2 separate regions of the Homo sapiens genome follow, and region 1 is linked to region 2. Evidence: chromatin contacts called from ENCODE Hi-C or POLR2A ChIA-PET data. All regions are on one chromosome and are shown on one strand. The core of a region is the stretch at or near the end of the contact, and the rest is flanking DNA. Distances in the headings are between cores, read along the strand shown. Region 1 overlaps PEDS1-UBE2V1 (PEDS1-UBE2V1 readthrough). Region 2 has its middle 31 kb from the start of TRERNA1.

Region 1 (4,640 bases), core at 1,142-3,641, 66 kb before region 2:
CAGAGGTTGCAGTGAGCCAAGATCGCCCCATTGCACTCTAGCCTGGGCGACAGAGTGAGACTTCCTCTGGAAAAAAAAAAAAAAAAAGAAAGAAATCCGGGGGTCATCTGTGTCAAGATGAAGCTCCTTATCTCCTAGGCTGGCTGAGCACCCCCAGGGGCTGAGTCTCCCGTGTTTCCAGGCTGGGGAGGAGGAAGAGCCAGCAAGGGAGGCTGGGATGGCGCTGCCAGGGAGATGGGGGGAGAACCAGGGAGGTCGGGGGAGAACCAGGGAGGGCTTGCAGGGGCCAAGAGGAGAATGTGTTTCCAGGAGTCTTGGGGGTCGACTGGGAACAGCCACCGAGTGGACCAGCAAGGTGGCCAGTAAAGGGACCTTTGGATTTAGCCACGTGGAGGTCATCAGCCACTGTGACACGCACATCGTTGTCGTGAGTGAGTGGGTGAACAAGTGAAGGCCGTAGGAGCCCTGAGCTTTTGTTCCACGTGGAGAAGGGGGAGGAAGTGTTTGGGTTGTGAGTTGGCCCTTAAAGGAGCAGAGTCCTTCGTGGACCTTGGGAGAAGCCTTCCGGGCAGAGGGCACAGTGAGTCCAGAGGTCAGGGATGAGGTCAGAGAAGTCCCAGGCTCGGGTCGTGGCCCGTCCTGTGGCTGGAAGTGGAGTCTGGATCTGACTGAGCTGGAAGGCGGTAGAGACAGGACTGGGACCCAGGACCGAAACCCATGGATTTGCCCTCAGTGCATTCACTTGGCTCCTCAGCCACGCCTTCCATCTCCACGCCAGGCCTTTGAGGTGGGCAGGGAGGGGTGAGGAAGTCCCAGCTGGGTGACCTCTGGGGAAATGGAAGCCCGCACGGGCCCAGCGACTACCTCAAGTTCCCCCGTGAGTCAGGGTAGCCTGGGGTGAGCCGTCTCCCATCCCTCTCCTTGTCCCAGTGTTCTGCGGGGAAGGGTGGTAACCAAGCCGAAGCTGCCCCCAGGGGGAGCCGGCTGCCAGCTGCCACCACCCCAAAGCTGGGACAAAGAGGCTTCTGTGTGCCTGTCTGCCACCCCTGCCCCCATTAAAGCAGCCTCAGACAGCAGCCTGGAGTCACTGCCACCGGCAGAGGCCGCAAGATCACGGAGCCAGGGGGAGGGCTCCTGGTCTCCTAAGATGATTCCTGACTTCTGTCCAAAGCAGACATCCCTCCCTGCTGGGCAGCGTGCAGGCGCCAGGCCTTGACCATTGGACAGATGGCAAGACTGAGGCTCAGCAGAGAGCTCACAGGAGCTGCGTTGGGGGGATGCTTGCTGTGTCGTGGGACCCACCGGGCCCTTTACCCAGCAGCCCATTTTATTAACTTCTCATAGTTAAGGGAGGTAAATGTCCCCATTCTCCATACCTGGGTGCGAAGTCTCCCTAACCCTAACCCTAAGGTTGCATCATCCTGAATGACTCTAGCGAGTCTCTGGCTACTCACCAGCAGCCCTGCCTTGCCCCTGCCACCGTGTGACCTTGGGGAGTTCTTACCCTCCTCTGGAAGGTCAGGATGGGGTGGGGCCTGTTACTGTGGACATGAAGTGAGATTGTCCACTTTTTGAAAAACAGACTTTATTTTTTAGAACAAGTTTTCAACTTACAGAAGGATGGGGCAGATAGTACAGAGAGTCCCCATATGCCTGGGGCACGCAGTTTCCTCCATTATTCACATCCTAAATCTTACATTAGCGGGGCACATTTGTTACAGTGTGTGCCAGTGTTGATACATTATCATGAGCTGGAGTCCATGGCTTATTCAGATTGCCTTAGTTCTTCCCTAATGTCCTTCTTCTGTTCCTGGATCCCATCCAGGGTATCACATGGCCTTTAGTTGTCATGTCCCTTTAGGCTCCTCTTGTCCAGTTTTTTTTGTTTGTTTGTTTTTTGAGACGGAGTCTCACTCTTGCCAGGCTGGAGTGCAGTGGCGCAATCTCGGCCCACTGCAACCTCCGCCTCCCAGGTTCAAGCGATTCTTCTGCCTCAGCCTCCCGAGTAGCTGGGACTACAAGCGCGCGCCAGCACGCCCGGCTAATTTTTGCGTTTTTAGTAGAGATGGAATTTCACCATGTTGGCCAGGATGGTCTCAATCTCCGGACCTTGTGATCCACCCTCCTCGGCCTTCTAAAGTGCTGGGATTATAGGAGTGAGCCACCGCGCCTGGCTGACCTTGACGGTTTTGAGGAGTGCTAGTCAGGTGTGTTGTAGGCTGCCCCTCTGTTGGTATCTATCTGATGTTTTTCTCATGATTAGACTGGGGTTACGGGTTATGAGGAGGAAGAGTTCAGAGGTGAAGTGCCATTTTCATCACATCATAGCAAAAGTACAGACTGTCAACATGACTTATCACTGTGATGACTCTGATCCCATGACTAAGGTAGCAGATGTCAGAGTTCTCCACAGTTAAGTTACCCTCGGCTGGGTGCGGTGGCTCACGCCTGTCATCCCAGCACTTTGGGAGGCACTTTAGGATTTGTGAGTGGGTCGCTTGAGCTCAGGAGTTCACTGGTCAGCCTGGACAACATGGTGAGACCCTTGTCTCTACAGCTGTAGTCCCAGCTCCTCACGAGTCTGAGGTGGGAGGGTCGCTTGAGCATGGGAGCTCAAGGCTGTAGTGAGCTGTGAATGGCACCGCCACACTCCAGTCTGGGCCACAGTGGGAGAGTCTGTCTCAAAAAAACAACAAACAAAAGTTACTCTGCTCCCCCCACCCCGCCTTTTTTTTTGAGATGAAGTCTTCCTCTGTCACCCAGGCTGGAGTGCAGTGACTCGATCACGACTCACTGGAGCCTCAACCTCCCAGGCTCAAGCAGTCCTCCCACTTCAGCCTCCAGTAGGACCACAGGCACATGCCACCACACCTGGCGAATTTTGTTATTTTATATACAGACAGGGTTTCGCTGTGTTGCCCAGGCTGGTACTGAACTCCAGGACTCAAGCAATCCTCCCACCGTGGCCTCCCAAAGTGCTGGGATTATAGGCGTGAGCCAATGCGCCCAGCCTTCCTCCCCTCTTTTTTTTTTTTTTTTTTTTTGAGGCAGAGTCTCACTCTGTCACCCAGGCTGGAGTGTAGTGGCACGATCTTGGCTCACTGCTACCTCTTCCTCCCAGGTTCAAGTGATTCTCCTGCCTCAGCCTCCCAAGTAGTTGAGATTACAGGCCTACACCACCATGGTCGGCTAATTTTTGAATTTTTAGTAGAGATGGGGTTTCACCATGTTGGCCATGCTGGTCTCGAACTCCTGAACTCAAGTGATCCATCTGCCTTGGCCTCTCAAAGTGCTGGGATTCCAGGTGTGAGCCCTGCGCCCAGCCTCCGTCCTCATTCATACTGTGCTCTTTTTGGAAGGAGGTCTCTGTACACAGCCCACACTTAAGGAATGGGAAGTTATGCTCCCAGTGATGCACTTCTTAACACTTCACAAAGCCCCAGTACACAGTGTTAACCCAACTACTGTTTTCTCATCTGTATAATTTTTATTATGCTCATCTTTCTCATTATCTGTGAGGATTAAGTGTTTAGAATGATTAAGGAGATAAGATTCGGCCTAAGCGAGGCCTTGATGCCATTCAGGGATTAAAGGAGATAAAACATTTAAGGCGTTGGCACGGGGCCTGGTAGTTATAAGTGCTCAATAAATATCAGGTTTTTTTTTTTAAAAAAAGTAGTTGACATCTTAACCCAAAGTAAATGAGGGTGGATGTCTACACATAGACTTGTACACCAATATTCACTGCAGCAGATTCAAAACAGCCCCAGACTGGAAACAGCCCAAATGGCCAACCATGGCCAGGTGGATAAATGCATCATTGTACATCCAGATGGTGGGATACTCAGCCCTAAAAATGGTGAACCACTGCTGATCCGCACGACTGCATGGCCCACGCTAGAAACATTACACTAGTAAAAGAAGCCAGGCTCCAAAGAGCACCTACCATCTGAATCCGTTTAAATAAAGTTCTAGAATAGGCAAAATCAGTCTCTGCTGATAGGAGGCAGCTCTATGGTTGCATGGAACAGGGTCAGAAGGGAGCTTAGTGGGACAGGGGAGCCAGCTGTGGGGCTGGAAATGCTTTTTTTTTTTTTTTTTTTTTTTTGAGATGGAGTTTTGCTCTTGTTGCCCAGGCTGGAGTGCAATGGCGTGATCTCAGCTCACCGCAACCTCTACCTTCTGGGTTCAAGTGATTCTCCTGCCTCAGCCTCCCGAGTAACTGGGATTACAGGCATGCGCCACCACACCTGGCTAATTTTGTATTTTTAGTAGAGACAGGGTTTCTCCATGTTGGTCAGGCTGGTCTCAAACTCCTGACCTCAGGCGATCCGCTTGCCTCGGCCTCCCAGAGTGCTAGAATTACAGATGTGAGCCACCGTGCCCGGCCTGGAAATGCTTTCTATCAGGGGTCAGCACACTATGGCCTGAGGACCAAAAACACTTGTAAACAGGTATTCTGGGAATGCTGTTGATGTCTGCCTTCACACTACAGCTGCAGAGTTGAGGAGCTGCAGTGGAGACTGCCTTGGCCTGCAAAGCCCAAAATATTTACTGTCCATTTATGTATTTATTTATTTCTGAGATGGAGTCTCCATCTGTTGCCCAGGCTGGAGTGCAGTGGCACGAGCTCTGCTCAC
Region 2 (4,698 bases), core at 2,007-4,506:
TTCGAGACCAGCCTGGCCAACATGGTGAAACCCCATCTCTACTAACAATACAAAAATTAGCTGGGCGTAGTGGCACGTGCTTGTAATCCCAGCAACTCGGGAGGCTGAGACAGGAGAATCACTTGAACCTGGGTAGCGGAGGTTGCAGTGAGCCAAGATCAAGCCATTGTACCAGCCTGCGTGACAGAGCCAGACTCTGTCTCAAAATATAATAATAATAGGCCTGGCGTGGTGGCTTACGCCTATAATCCCAGCACTTTGGGAGGCAGAGGCGGGTGCATCACTTGAGGTCAGGAGTTCAAGACCAGCCTGATCATCATGGTGAAACCCTGTCTCTACTAAAAATACAAAAAATTAGCTGGGTGTGGTGGTAGGTGCCTGTAATCCCAGCTACTCAGGAGGCTGAGGCAGGAGAATGACTTGGACACAGGAGGCGGATGTTGCAGTGAACCGAGATCGCGCCATTGCACTCCAGCCTGGGAGACAAGAGCAAAACTCTGTCTCAAAATAATAATAATAATAATAATAATAAATAAATAAGTAAATAAAATAAAAAATGGTGTCTAGGCCGGGCACGGTGGCTTAAGTCCGTAATCCCAACACTTTGGGAGGTGAGGTGGGAGGATCACTGAAGCCAGGAGTTCATGACCAGCCTGGCCAACATAGTGAAACCCCGTCTCTACTAAAAATACAAAAATTAGCCAGGCGTGGTGGTGCACACCTGTAATACCAGCTACTCCGGAGGCTGAGGCAGGAGAATCACTTGAACTCGGGAGGCGGAGGTTGCATGGAGCCAAGATCACACCATTGCACTCCAGCCTGGGTGACAGAGTGAGACCCTGTCTCAAAGAACAAAACAACAACAACAACAAACAGTGTCCAGCACAAAGTCTGACTGTGTAAACTGAATGAATGAATCACTCCTCAGGGCTGGGCCTGGCCTTCCTCTCTTGGTGGGTCACATGGACCTGTGAGGCCACTGGCAGTGACAAGGGAGGGGTCCCAGTGGCCCCGTGGGGCCTCCTGTTCCCTCTGCCCTGCATGCAGGGAAGCTGGGTGGCTGGGTCAGGGGGCAACAGATGGACTGGCTCAGAAGCCTGGCCTTCCCTGGCAGGAATTTTGAGAATCAGATCTGAGCAAGTCCCCCTTACACCCATTGCCAGCCATGAAAGAGAGCAGACGGGGGTTCCACGACCCAGGGTTGTCCATGGTGGGCAGGAAGCTAAGATGGAAGCCACTGCTTTCTGATTGGCCAGGGAAGGCCTGTGCCTCAGATTCTTCAGGGTCACCAGCAGAATCCAGAGAAAGCACAGGCCACAGTGGCTTGGAGGATCCTGGAGAGGCCACCCACCTTCTTCAGAAGCTGATGGCACCTTCATTCCCTAGGCCTGGCCCTGGGGCTGGCTTCATCTTGGGGTTCCCAGTGGGAGATTCTAGTGCCCCTGCCAGGAACCAGGGGAACTGATGTGGCATGCCAAGGACATTGATTAATATAACAGTGATGTCAATACCTCACCCTCAGTCCAGGATGCTGTCTGATAGGTGACAACTGATACTGGTTGGGTAGGTGTGGTGATATGAGATTTCCCACCACCCCCCCTTTTTTTTTTTTGAGATGGAGTCTCGCTCTGTGGCCCAGGCCAGAGTGCAGTGGCGCGATCTCGGCTCACTGCAGCCTCTGCCTCCCATGTTCAAGCGATTCTCCCACCTCAGCCTCCCAAGTAGCTGGGACTACAGGTGCGCAACACCATGCCCGGCTAATTTTTATATTTTTAGTAGAGACAGAGTTTCACCATGCCGAAATTCCCTTTTAAAAATACCCTTCGGCAGGCGGGCACGGTGGCTCATGCCTGTAATCCCAGCACTTAGGGAGGCCCAGGTGGGCAGATCACTTGAGGTCAAGGAGTTTGAGACCAGCCTGGCCAACATGGTGAAACCCCGACTCTACTAAAAATACAAAAATTAGCTGGCCATGGTGGTGCGTGCCTGTAATCCCAGCTACTAGGGAGGCTGAGGCAGGAGAATCACTTGAATCTGGAAGACGGAGGTTGCAGTGAGCCGAGATTGTGCCACTGCACTCCAGCCTGGGAGACAGAGTGAGACTGCATCTCAAAAAACAAACAAACAACAAAAAAAACCCAGCAACTTTGTCTTGGCACAGTGGTTCATGCCTGTAATCCCAGCACTCTGGGAAGCCAAGGTGGGCAGATCACTTGAGTCCAGGAGTTTGAGACCAGCCTGGGCAACACGGCAAAACCCCCTCTCTACAAAAAATACAAAAATTAGCTGGGCATGGTGTTGCACACCTGTAGTCCCAGCTACTCGGGAGGCTGAGGTGGGAGGATCGCTTGAGCCCAAGAGGTGGAGGTTGCAGTGGGCCGTGATTGTGCCACTGCACTCCAGCCTGGGCAACACGGCGAGACTCTGTCTCAATAAATAAATAAACATATACATAGATATAGATATAGATATAGATATACACATATATATATACACTTAAGTAAAAACCAATTATCTAGGAGCAAATGTCAAGTAAAAGTACAGGTAGGGCTCAGATGCGGCAAAAAATCATGTTGGGGTAGGAGCCTGAGTAACATCAGCGAGCGCATACAGGTTTATCCTTTGGCCTCTGGCCCAGCTGTTAATGATATATTCATGTTTATTATCTGCCCCCTCCCACCCCCACTAAAATGTCAGCTTCAAGAGGGTAGGGATGAGGCCAATTGTGTTCACGGCTGTGTTCCTGCCATCTCACACAATGTTGGGCATACAGTAGGTGTTCAGTGAATACTTGTGAATGGGTGAATGGCTGGCTGGAAGGCCATGCATGAGTGAATGAGCGGAGGTGACACCTTCACATCCTCTCTCCGCCTCGGTGGATGCCAGTGCAGGCCCAGGAGTCAGCCGTTTCCACTACCAGCTGTGTGGCCCCGGGAGGGCTCCTTAACCTCTCTGTGCGTTTCCGTTGCCATTTCGCCGGGTTATTCTAAGGATTACGTGTGGTTTTACATGGTGTGGGCTTCTTGCAGTCCTCGGCACGGAGCACCCCTCCGTAAATGTTATTTCGCTATTGTTCTTTCCTTTCCTTTCGGTGTATTCTGCTTATGTATTCGCTATTGCTCTTCCCCATCTCACCGACCAGAAGAGTGAAGCTCCTCCCCGCTCTCCTGGCGCCCGGCTTCCCCGTTCTGGCTCGGGCCTGCACGCCCGCCCTTGGCCAGCAGAGGGCGCTAGCGCTCTAGGGACCAACGCTCCGGCTGGGCCGGGCCACGCGTCATCTCTCAGCCGACCCGAGGCTGGGGCTGGAGGAGGGGACAGGCGTGACCGCCGGGGCAGGGGTGGACCACCGGACATCTGGGTGTGTGCCTTTGGCACAGCGGGAGCCTGCTGGAGGCTCCCAAAGCGGAGTGGGCAAGCTTTTTCCCCCAGTGCGCTTCCAACCCTTTTTCTTTCTTTCTTTCTTTCTTTTTTTTTTTTTTTTTTGCGACAGGGTCTCTTGTCGCCCAGGCTGGAGTGCAGTGATGCGATCACGGGTCACTGCAGCCTCCAACTCCTGGCCTCAAGCGATTCTCCTTCCTCAGCCTCCCGGGTAGCTGGGACTACAAGTGGGCGCCACCACGCCCAACTAATTATTTATTCATTTAGAGACAGGGTCTCACTCTGTCACCCAGGCTGGGGTGCAGTGGCATGATCAAGTCTCATTGCAGCCTCAACCTCCTCCTCAAGCAATCCTCCTGCCTCAGCCTCCTGAGTAGCTGGGACTACAGGTGCAGGCCACTGGCCAATTAAAAAATATTTTTTTTTTTAATTAGCCGGACGTGGTGGCGGGTGCCTGTAGTCCCAGCTACTCAGGAGGCTGAGGCAGGAGAATGGCGTGAACCCGGGAGGCGAGCTTGCAGTGAGCTGAGATCACGCCACCGCACGGCAGCCTGGGTGACTGAGCGAGACTCAGTCTCAAAAAAAAAAAATTTTTTTTAGTAGAGACAGGGTCTCGCTGTGTTGCCCCGGCTGGTCTCAAACTCCTGGGCTCAAGTGATCTTCCTGCCTTGGCCTCCTAAAGTGCTGGGATTACAGGCGTAAGCCACCATGCCTGGCCTCCAACCCATTTTTTGCCAAGGACCAGCTGAGACTCAGAAAGGGTTGTCCAAGGTCACCCAGCAGGTGGGGGTAGTGGGGGTCATGCTGTGAATACAAGGCTTTGAAGCTCACATACCTCAAGGACCTGATAGGGGCTGTGGAGAACACAGGACTGACCACCTTTGCCTCTAGAATGCTGGCCCACATGGCCAAATCTTCCAAGTCTTCAAGAGAGACAGGGACATCAGGATGTAGTGAAATGTCTCGATTTTTATGGTAGCAATGAATTAAAGGCTTTGTTTGTTTTTGTAGAGCCAGGGTCTCATTATATTGCCCAGGCTGGTCTTGAACCCTTGGCCTCAAGCGATCCTCCCGTCTTGGCCTCCCAAAGTGCTGGAATTACAGGCGTGAGCCACCACTTCTAGCCTTATTTGTTTATTTATTTATTTTGAGATGGAGTCTTGCTCTGTCGCCAGGCTAAAGTCCAGTGGCGCTATCTCGGCTCTCTGCTACCTCCACCTCCCGGGTTCAAGCGATTCTTCTACCTCAGCCTCCCAAGTAGCTGGGACTACAGGTGTGCACCACCACACCCGGCTACTTTTTGTATTTTTAGTAGAGATG

The links. A loop is a pair of places that touch in the nucleus more often than their neighbours do. ChIA-PET counts read pairs that join two places held with the same protein, here RNA polymerase II (POLR2A). Pooled maps may share reads with other maps.
Region 1: POLR2A ChIA-PET joins it to region 2 with 15 read pairs in OCI-LY7. The contact joins two enhancer-like sites. A Hi-C loop is called at or near these places in 1 of 168 maps with a recorded cell type or tissue (thyroid gland) and 2 of 50 pooled maps. POLR2A ChIA-PET finds 5 or more read pairs at or near these places in 5 of 52 experiments (H1, MCF 10A, OCI-LY7 and 2 more).

The regions. Positions count from the first base shown.
Region 1 is chr20:50,135,127-50,139,766 of GRCh38, reverse strand. All of the region lies in intron 2 of PEDS1-UBE2V1 (PEDS1-UBE2V1 readthrough), which reads left to right. All of the region lies in intron 2 of PEDS1 (plasmanylethanolamine desaturase 1), which reads left to right. Among named protein-coding and RNA genes, the nearest start is that of PEDS1, 16 kb to the left of the region's middle. RefSeq lists an enhancer at 735-1,422. Within about 2 kb of position 2,391, at least 14 of the 41 ENCODE cell types and tissues checked have a DNase peak (open chromatin) inside an H3K27ac peak, as active enhancers do.
Region 2 is chr20:50,069,974-50,074,671 of GRCh38, reverse strand. No RefSeq gene overlaps it. Among named protein-coding and RNA genes, the nearest start is that of TRERNA1, 31 kb to the right of the region's middle. RefSeq lists enhancers at 597-1,106, 1,107-1,616 and a silencer at 3,113-3,352. Within about 2 kb of position 3,256, at least 3 of the 41 ENCODE cell types and tissues checked have a DNase peak (open chromatin) inside an H3K27ac peak, as active enhancers do.